Linked DNA regions of Homo sapiens: region 1 is linked to region 2. A link is an interaction called in ENCODE POLR2A ChIA-PET data of the cell type or tissue named here. Cell type or tissue: Panc1. All regions are shown on one strand. Each heading gives the region's core, and the rest is flanking DNA. Links, peaks and the distances in the headings are about the cores only.

What was found. Peaks named below come from ENCODE experiments on the same cell type or tissue, not always from the same donor. Only the 100,000 strongest peaks of a DNase experiment are listed, where the experiment ranks them.
Region 1: POLR2A ChIA-PET joins it to region 2 with 8 read pairs; 2 of 35 experiments call an interaction of 5 or more read pairs at or near these places.

Annotation. Positions count from the first base shown.
Region 1 is chr2:195,296,134-195,301,525 of GRCh38, forward strand. The region is part of intron 1 of LOC105376755 (a long non-coding RNA gene); the gene reads right to left. Among named protein-coding and RNA genes, the nearest start is that of LINC01825, 230 kb to the right of the region's middle. In Panc1, for the core only: no CTCF peak of the experiment used is centred there; no DNase peak of the experiment used is centred there.
Region 2 is chr2:195,362,040-195,367,431 of GRCh38, forward strand. All of the region lies in intron 1 of LOC105376755 (a long non-coding RNA gene), which reads right to left. LOC105373817 (a long non-coding RNA gene) reads left to right here and starts at 3,788. Exons shown (of 3, transcript XR_923733.3): 1 at 3,788-3,885. In Panc1, for the core only: no CTCF peak of the experiment used is centred there; a DNase peak (open chromatin) is centred at 2,222; H3K27ac peaks cover 1,515 bases.

The DNA of each region.
Region 1 (5,392 bases), core at 280-5,279, 66 kb before region 2:
GCTGGAAACCATTATCCTCAGCAAACTAACACAGGAACAGAAAACCAAACACCACATGTTCTCATTTATAAGTAGGAGCTGAACAATGTGAACACAAAGACACATGGAGAGGAACAACACACACTGGGGCCTGTCAGGGTTGGGGTGGGCAAGGGAAGGGAGAGCATCAGGAAAAATAGCTAATGCGTGCTGGGCTTAATACCTAGGTGATGGGTTGATAGGTGCAACAAATCACCATGGCACACGTTTACCTATGTAACAAACCTGCACATCCTGCACATGTACCCTGGAACTTAAAATAAATTACAATTTATTATTTTTAAATTAAAAAAATTTAAAAAAAGAAAGAAATATCGAAGTCTGGAAAACACCATAACCATGGCCATTCATAATAAACTAATTAAATATTGGCACACAGATCAAAACAACAAGAAAAAGAATATTGGAAATCATTTCCTAGACTATGGTTGCTCTCTCCAGTGACCACACCTTTCCAAAGCCAAAACAGAGAGGGAGAAAGGAAAAGGGAAAGGAAAGGAAAAGGAAAAGAGAAAGGGAAAGGGAAAGGGAAGGAAGGGAAAGGGAAGGAAAGGAAAGGAAAGGAAAGGAAAGGAAAGGGAAGGAAAGGAAAGGAAAAGAAAAGAAAAGGAAAGGTTACATGAACTTTTCAACTAGGTATGTAGTTTTAAGGTTAACGTTTTTTTGATTGCAAGGGAAGGGAAGGGGAAGGGGAAGGGGAAGGGGATATATGAACTCTTCAACTAGGCATGTAGTTTTAAGGTTAACATTTTTCTGATCCCCAGTGTTGTCTATTATCTCCAGTTTGCATTTTTCAGTCTTAGATTATTTGTGTAAAAGCATTCAGTAGGCAATTCAGTAAATATGTGGCCTTTTGGTATGTGTATCACTACAAATGGGTGCAATAATGACTAGTTATGAGAAATTCAGCCACTCTGCGATGCTGACCACAGTAATAGATTCCTTTCCAGGAATGTATGTAATCTTGCATCAAAAACATTGCTTTTTGACATGCATAAAATATAGTTTAATTTATAATAGTTTTATTAGTCATTGGATCTTTACTTATTTGTTCCAATACTTCCCAGGATAACAAATGTCACTTACATGTGTGATAAAAAAGAATCTAATTGAGACCCATTCCCTAATCACATCCCCTGCAAACTATACTTTACTTATGATCTATTAATCAATAAAACTTTAGCGCCTTCATTTAAGTTGATGTTCCAATGGACATCTGAGAGTCTCTATTGGTAAATGGAATAGGGAGGGCTTGATGCGAGATGGATAATAAAATTGGTTTTCAAAAGATAGACCTAACTATATGAGATCTAGACAGCTGATGAGGGAAGAGTGGGTCTTAAGAGGGCAACATTACCTGTGACTGACTCCAAGTCACCAAATATTCTAATATAGTTTACAAGTTTCAGAAAATCACTTTGGAGTAGTAAATCAAACAATTAGCAGTTGTGATACGAAAAAGAAAAAAGAAGTTGCTGAGAAAATAAACACAATGGGAATGGAAGTTGAGGACCTATTTTAGGTAGAATAGTAAGGACTACATTTTTGAAAAGGTAACATGTAGATTGAGACCAGAGGATTCAGTGGTGTCAGTCATGAGAGATGCAGGAGTGAGAGAGAAAATACATGGGCAAAGTCTCTGAGCCTGAGAAGAACTTGGTATAGTTGAAGAAGTAAAAGCAACCCAAAATGTCAGGAGCACAGTAAGCAAGAGGAAGAGGGAGCAAGGCTGGCATGGTCTTTTCATAACCTAAAAAGTTCTTTAATCCTAAAGACTGGATTGGAAAGGACAAAGAATAAATATAGGAAGGTGTTGCACTATTCATAATGGGAGAGGATGCTGACCTAAAAAAGGTGCTATGGAACGAATATTTGTGCCCCCTCAAATTCACATGTTAAAACCTATTCCCCAGTGTGATGGTATTGCAGATGGGGACTTTGGTGATTTGATCACAAGGAGTCCTCATGAATGAAATAAGTATTCTTATAAAAGAGATCCCAGAGAGCTCCCCTGCCCTTTCCATCATGTGAAGACACAGCAAGAAGACAACAGTCAGTAATCCAGGAGGGGGCCCTGATCAGACACCAAATTTGCCAATGCCTTGATCTTGGACTTCCCACTCTTCAGAACTGTAAGAAAATTTTTGTATTGTTTCTAGGCCACCAGTCTATGGTATTTTTATTATAGCGGTCTATATGGACTAAGACAGAAAAAAAAGTTAGCAAATAAAGCTGGTTATGTTGGAGACATGTTTGGGAGAAAGACTGAATAGGCTGAACTGATAGATTGGATGAGGGGTATAAGAGAAAGGGAGAGATCAAGGATGACACTTATATTTCTGGCTTGAGCAACTGAGTGGATGATGGAGGTAGATTACTAAAAGGGGAAAAACTATTAAAGTGGGTAGTGTTAATGGAATGAAAATGTAGAGGGGAAAATCAAGAATCTTCAAATGTGTTGTATTTTGGGAACTGGTGCAACCTCCAGTGTGGCTGCTGGTAGACAATTTCATATGCAAGTCAGTAATTCAAAGGAAACGCTAGGGGTGGAAGTCAAAATCTCTTCGGTCTTATGTCCAGACACACATTGCACACATGTGCAAGAGGACATGGAGGCTCTGTATTAAAAGGGTGATATTTGTAGGTGACTTTTTCTGCAATCAAAGCCATATGCTGACATTTTCAGACACTCCTTTCTTCTTCTCTCTATCCAATAGCACTAAAACAATGAAGGTACATTTGCAAAGACCAGCTATGCCTCTCTGTGTCTCTCCTCCCTCTCTCTCTCTGCCTCTTTCATTCTCTCCCTCATGTTCCCTTCCTCTTTCCCACTCCTCTTCTTGATTCCCCAGTTCCCTCCCCTCTACCTTCATTTGATTTATGTCTATGCATAGCTCAATAATAAAATCTGAATATTAGTTTTGAGCAATTTGCAAGTGAGCAGGCCTTACCCACCCATGGCCTGTTTCCATATGTAGCTATTAAACCTAACTGATTGAGGAAAAACGTGGCCACAACTAACTAGAGTTCTCTATACTGTCATTGAGGACCCAAGACCAGCTAAGGACAAAATGTAACTTTCCTCCTATATGTCCTTTTAACTTGTGAATATAGCACCCCCTAGGAAAGGATGACTGTGATCTAGGGTAAATTCTAGATATACTGGATGACCCAATGTCAGCATCACTACCGATAAAGCTCAAATTTCTTCATTTAGTCTCATACTGTAACTGTCAGTTGGTTGCCTACTTTGCTAATTGACTTTCAGAATTTAATAATTAAGACATTCACTGTATATATAATATACTGTCCTTCTAGACTGTACTCTTCTGATTCCCTTTAACTTGAAACAGATCCAGTCACCAGCTTCCAGGCTGCAGCACATCTCAGCTGTGGAGTTTTGTAAATGCTCTAGCAATTGAAGTGTATCTTCACTATTGAATGGCATCCCTCATCTGCAAAGTCATTTACAAACTTTACTGATCAAGCTGTACATTTCTGAGTTGGAATTTAATCTACAGAGCCCTTTGCAAAATGAGCAGAATCCTTTACTAATCATGGGCAATGGTAGAATTTATTCAGCCTGTGGTAATTTGCATTATTTGCTTATTACACCCTTTGGTTTCTGCTGCAGACTGCTGTGTGTGCTGAGTTGCTGAAGCTGGGAAGTCACTCATCATATCCTACTCCCGAGGTAAGAGCATTTTGGTTGTGGAAGAAATGTCTTCTTAATGTGAAAATCTCACTGTTCATGCATGCACATATTCTCTATGTCCACATGATGCCATACTGTGAGTTCTGCCTGTACACCAACTCATAAAATTCTATGAAGGTATGATGTTCCAAAACATTAAACCAAAAGCAAACATTACTCCATTTAGCCACAGACACTGTATGGCTCCCCTCAGCCTAACACCGCAAACACTGTTTGCATTCGATGGTCCGTGTTCCCTAATGCTAATTAAATTGTTCCTATGCTACGTTTTACTGCTCTTACCCTAAAAAAAGTATTGTCAATTAATTAAACAGTATGATATGTTTAATTATTTTAATCGACCGTACATGCCATTTTATGATTTCTTCTCCAAAAAATATTTTATTCCAACTAAAACATAGAGAATCAATGAGTCAAAACGCCATGAATTAAAGAAATGCAAGCACAAATTTTTATTTCTGGTTAGCAACCCTAGATAATCTGCAACAGAAAATTACGATACAATGAATCGGAGCATTGTTTTAAAAAATAAACTGCACTGCCTTAAAACTCTGGAAAATGCATTATTTCATATGGCGAATGAATAAACTCTTGGAGGAAGGATTATATTCACATCCATTAGTATCTGAACCAACATCTAGACTTGTCAGGAAGATCAATATACTTGGTTTGTGTTTGCATCACAGAATAGCAGGAGGGCTTTTAGCTGGATAATACCTAGAGTTTAATCCTGGTGTATCAGAAGATAAAGCACTCAATTGTCCAAGAGATTATAAAGCGTATGTATTAGTACCTTGTAGACATTAACAATATAGACATTAGACCAGATAAGAGAATATGTACAATCTTGAGCACAAAAATATAATACTGGGTGACTCATTTATGCTTGTTGAAGATTTTTCTCAAGAAAGCACATAAAAATGACTAAGGTTGCCTACAGTATGCAGGCAAGAAAATATATAGCCCAGTTATAAAGTCAGGAAATATGTTCTATATTAACAAATTCACTCCTCCATCCATAAATTGTATGCAAGGAAGATTAAATAATTCCAACATGACAGAACTTGTTAAAAATAAAAGGTATATAAATCTTCACCTTCCTTTTTAAACTAATCTCCACATTTGTCCGGGAAAGATCAGGACCAACAATAATTGCCCCATTTATGGCTCTCCTACATACGTTTCCAATTTGTCTACTGAGAAATAAATGTTCTAGAAATCAAATCAAGTTATAAAAACTATTGAATATCACAATTGGATCCTTAAATGTTTTGAGGTCTGTAGCATCTAACAGACCTTTGGAAAATCTATTTCTAAAAAGAACTTTTGAAGATTTTGATAAATGTATTTTTTGTTTTACTCTCATTTTGTTTTATTCCTGGGCAGATTTCTCTGGTTTTCAGGACACCCCATTGATTTCAAAAGCTGCTTCACAGGGGCCTTCCTAGGAGTGTTCCAAGAATCTGGCAAATGTTAAGAAGAAAGGTTTTAATTTCAAAAATGTGATTCAAATTATTTATGTTTAATCACTTTTATAAAATAATCATTGATATATTGTGGGGAATGAGATATTTCAGAAAAATTCAAAAGAACATTTGAAAAATGTGTGGCACCTTTTATTATTTAGTTGTTTTCTAG
Region 2 (5,392 bases), core at 126-5,125:
CATGCACCACCACACTTGGCTAATTCTTGTATTTTCAGTAAAGTCGGGGTTTTGCCACGTTGGCCAAGTTGGCCTCGGATTCCTGGCCTCAGGTGATCTGTCCACTTCGGCCTCCCAAAGTGCTGGGATTACAGGTGTGATCCACTGCACCCAGCCAGGAGGCCATCTTTAGAAAAAGCAATTCATCATATGACTGCATACATGTGGGTAATTTCAGAAGAAGTAGCTCCCCTACAATATATGTTCCATAAAATATTTATACTTAGGCTACCCTTGACAAATATTTTCTCTTCACAATACAGGAAATTTTTATGAACTTGATTTTGGGTATGATGATGAGAGCAACTTGTAGGCTGAATATTACTCAAAAGAGCCTCTCTCCTGATGAAAAGCACATTTATCAAATTATTAGTGTTTCACTCTGTCAAGAGCCTAGAGTTGACAGTGAGGCTGCTTTATCATCACTCTTTGTGGAATATACAATTAACTATTACACTTTGATTTGTTCAAAAGAAATTCTTATGTGTCTACAATAAGTAACAAACCTTGGCTGGTCTAACCCTGCACCTTTAAATTGGTCAATTGACTCCTTTGACACAATACTCAACAATTTTGAACATCTTTGCTTTTTTACCCATTTTAACTATGAACATTGCCCCATATGGAACATATGCCCCATAAGGATTATGACCTTAGCCTACACTCCAGACCTCTTGCTTCGGCTCTTGACTAGAGTTTCACACTCATTGCCTTCAAACCTGATGATAGAAAGGACAAGCTTTTGGATCATTTTCTTGAATATGATTCTCACTTTTCTTCGGGCTGCATCCATCCCTTCCCCTACTCCAGTCAACAGGCTCTGCCACTGCTAGTACTGCCAGCCCAGCCTCTGCAACCCTTCCTGAATGCCAGCCTATGAAGTTTCCATTTCTGGGACTAGCAAAGCTGAAAGAATCACACCTCCAACCATGGAGAATGCAAATTTGAATTATGCAGATGCTCACCTCTAATTAGTTTAACATCTAGTTGAAGGTATAATATATGTAGACAACTAAATATAATGCAGAGCAGAATAAATGAGTGTTATAACAGAAATACAAACTCCTTAGCAGTATTAGATGAGTTCAGATAAACACCCGACCAAACATGCTTAATTTCCCTAAAAAAAAGTCATCTGATGTTGACAAATTATATATCATAAACATAGCTCAGCCAACATGTACCTAATTCAGTTGGCTATTCCAAAGGAAGACAGAACTACCTGTTCCTGAGTACCGTAGAAAAATGGTGTCCTAGGGTGAGATATGTCTTAACAATAAATGACACCTCCTACTATCCCCAACCTAGATTTCACAATGTCCAAGGTGGCATGGTGCAGTGTCACTTAATTTCTAGACAAGAAGACAGGCCCCAAACATTTCAACATACTAAAGTTTGTCACTGAAAGCTCTGTAGGAACAGAAAAAAAAAGCGTTGTGAGTGCCCAGAGATGTGCTGAATACCTATGGGAACAGTTCAGATCTCATTTATACTTCAATATACAAACAGTTCCAGCAGTATGTACACTCAAGTATAAATGATCTCATTTAATCATGTAAGTATTCAGGTATGAATGAGATCATTTATACTTGAATATTTGGTTATACACAGTTGGTTACACACAGTTCCAGCAGGATTCAGTGGTTACTGCCTGTGCTGTTGTGTCATACAAAGTTTCCACTTTGTTTATTTTGGATATTATTTAAATTTCCTCTTTGTGTTTCCTACAAAAATTTTAAACATTGCCTTTGATCTTTTCTTTTTATTCAGCTAGCTTGACTCCCTGAAATTCCAAGATATGTTTTGGCACAAGACAAAAAGAGCTGAATAGATTAAATATTTTTCTAATTCTTTTTTAAACTTTGAAGAAAGACAAGTTAAAAGTTATTGTCGATACCATGTGACTTAATCAAAGGTGCTGAATGTGTTTTTTATATGCACTTCAGAAGAATATTTGCTACTTATATCCTTTGAATAATACAGTTGAATCTCTTAGCTCATTTTTCCTTTAACAAAATTGTTAATTTAAGATCTTTTTAATGCTTTATTTTTAATTACTGGAGAAAGCCTTGAGCATTCCAAGAACGTAAGATTTAAAAATAATAATAAAGTAAGCTTCTGTTTGCTGAAGCTAACCCTTTGAATGTGGATGACTAATGTTTGGGGAATGAATAATCATTGTTCATAATTGTGGGTGGTAGTTTCTACACAGCCTGTGGACTAGTTTGTTAATCAAAGTACAATTTCATTTTTGTCTTATATAACCCAATATAAATTATTTGGGATATTGGAAACGTAGGTAAATTTTTAATAAACCAAATATTATTACAGGAAAGAATTCTGAATAATAAAGCCAGTGTTTTGTTGATCTTACTGCTGCCAGTTAACAGTTACTGACTCTGCCTTCTGACTCTGTAATGGTCATTCTCTTCTGACAAAGTATGAGTGTGGACTCTGGTCTGAGAATGGAAAGGAGAGATGTCCTCTTCCTGCTATCCTTCTCCCACAGAAGTCTCTGCAGACATAATAGATGCCTTCTATTGGTAGATTGGGCTCCAGCCTGAGCTGGACTGGGCTTCTGAGCCCTGGTTTCATGTTACTGTGAGAGGAATTCATGGAGCCTGATATGGTTTGGCTGTGTCTCCACCCAAATCACATCTTTAATTGTAGCTCCCATAATCCCCATGTATCATGGGAGGGATCGAGTGGGAGGTAATTGAATCATGGGGGCAGGTTTTTCCTGTGTTGTTCTTGTGAAAGTGAGTAAGTCTCATGACATTTGATGGTTTTATAAAAGGCAGTTCCCCTGCACACGTTCTCTTGCCTGCTGCCTTGTAAGACGTGCCTTTGCTCCTCCTTCACCTTCTACCATGATTGTGAGGCTTCTCCAGCCATGTGGAACTGTGATTCATAAATTACCCAGTCTCAGGTATGTCTTTATTAGCAGTGTGAAAATAGACTAATATAGAGCCTCAGTAGATCCATCCTGATATGGAGGCCACTCATCTCTCAGACACTGGTATCAAAACTTTAAACTTCTGTTCAATATCACTTCCTAGCATTGCAGTTGCCTTCTGGGACTTCAGCCAGCATGGTGGGCTCTAACGCCCCACCCTCTTATACCCTCTTTTCTCTCTCCTGGGAATTTGATCTTATTTCCCCTATGCCCAACGAAAGCTTAAGGTTGTACTGTACATGTGCCAACTTCCAGGCTCACATCAGCCTCCTGACTCCATCTCTGACCAATGAGTTCTCCCACTACTGTGCCAACCACCAGATGACTTCTCTGCGGATTCAGCTCTGGATTCCATCAAGGAACCAATGATGCTCCTTTGATTACCATAAAATGGCACATAGTAGGACTCACTCAGAGGCCAGCCCCCACTTCTCCTCAGTCCTTATTTCTTCACTTTCTCTCCTAAGGGGGTCCCAGCATATTTGTCAGTTCAAACTAATTTGGCAACCACCCACCCATGGCTGAATCTATGCACGACTGTCCTAAAAAAAAGTGTGGCAACTGCATTCCAGGGCTCAAAGACACTGCAGGCCCCACCTCCCACCTCCATCAAAATGCTTTTGCTTTTAGCTGTTATTCCCTGTTTCTGCCTACTGTTTTGTAACTGGATTTTGTCTCTCTGCTTAGTCCCTTTGTATTGTCTCTTCTGCCAGTCTATCTGATTTTCAATTTTAATTCTACATTTGGACTTTCTCACTAATTGCCCTCACTTCCATCCACCTACTGCAGCCTGAGGACAGGTCGAGGACAAGCCTGACATTCCATCGAGACCCGTAGGAACTGGCCAAAGCCCAGCACCCAAGAGGAAACATGGCTGGAAGAAGAGATTGGTAACTACCCAAATCAAAATCTTTTGTTTCATTTGAAATTGCCCCATTCATTCAAAACACTAATCCTTCTCCACTACCGATATACCTCTTAACCCCATCAAGGGAACCCATTTAAATTGCCAGAAGATCAACCCAAAACATATCATCATATTAAAGGAAAAATGAAAGGACATTGGTGGAAGTGATAATAGTATCTCCATATTTCCCTACTGGTTTCAAAACTTTTTTTTACGTTACTAATTCACATCCACAGGATTGGAAGTATTCATTAGAATTAAGTTTAGCTATGAGTGCCAGACACTCCAAGATAAAGTTTATTTCTCTTTTGTATATAAGTGACAGGTCCAGGGATGGCCAGGGACTCAGATGCCTGTATTCTTGCTCTACCATTCCCAGCATAAGATGCTCCTGCAGCGATTATCACATCTATTCTGGACCTAGCTTCAAGGGATGCCAGGAAATGCAGTCTTTAAGTGCCTATGTGTTTAGCTAAAAATTAAGAAAGAAAAAGATACAGATAGATATTACAGAACAATTTGTTTCTGCTACATTGGGCATGTGATTTCTAGTAATGTGTCCATTGAAATACAATTATGAAAAAGGTGTTGGTCCCTGTTCCTCCACTGTCATCATAACATTATGCAAATACATTTCTATGTATGTACCTATTTCTATGTAATGTGCATTTCTGTAGGTATCTAATGACATCCGGAAAAAATCTAATGAATTTTGAAGTACTTGAATCTTTTCTAAAATTTCTGATATCTGAGCCCATTTTATGATTATAAAATGCATTTTATCTACTTTTGCTTCATTGTTTAATGTAAATGAAATAATACAGAAATAAAATATTTGGTTCACTTTATGAGAGGTACAGCATGAACAACCAATTAAAAGTAGTTTCCAGGGATCCTTTGCCAAGAAACAAACAAGTAAAAATGATCTCTAAGTAAAGAAAGGGAATACTTGAAAGTCTTCTTTTTTTTTTTTTTTTTTTTTTGAGATGGAATCTCACTGTGTCACCCAGGCTGGAGTGCAATGGTATGATCTCAGCTCACTGGTTCACTGCAACCTCCACCTCCCAGTTTAAATGATTCTCATGCCTCAGCCTCCCAAGTAGCTGGGATTAGAGGTGCCTGCCACCACACCTGACTCATTTCTGTATTTTGGTAGCGATGGGGTTTCACCATGTCGACCAGGCTGGTCTCGAACTCCTGACTTGAAGTGATCCACCCACCTCAGCCTCCCAAAGTGCTGGAATTACAGGAGTGAGCCAGCATGCCCAGCTGAAAGTCTTCTTCATTAATACCTTTTATCTCGATATCATTTCATGAGTTTAAAATTTCATCATTAGCAGTTTATTAATTCTGAAAAAAGAAGCCTCTGAGGTACATATGGAAGAAATTATTAAGATATCTTACAGTTGATGAAACTAAGACTGAGAGGTAAATTATTTACATATATTACATAACTAATTGAGGATAACTGTGGGTCTAGAACCGAGGTT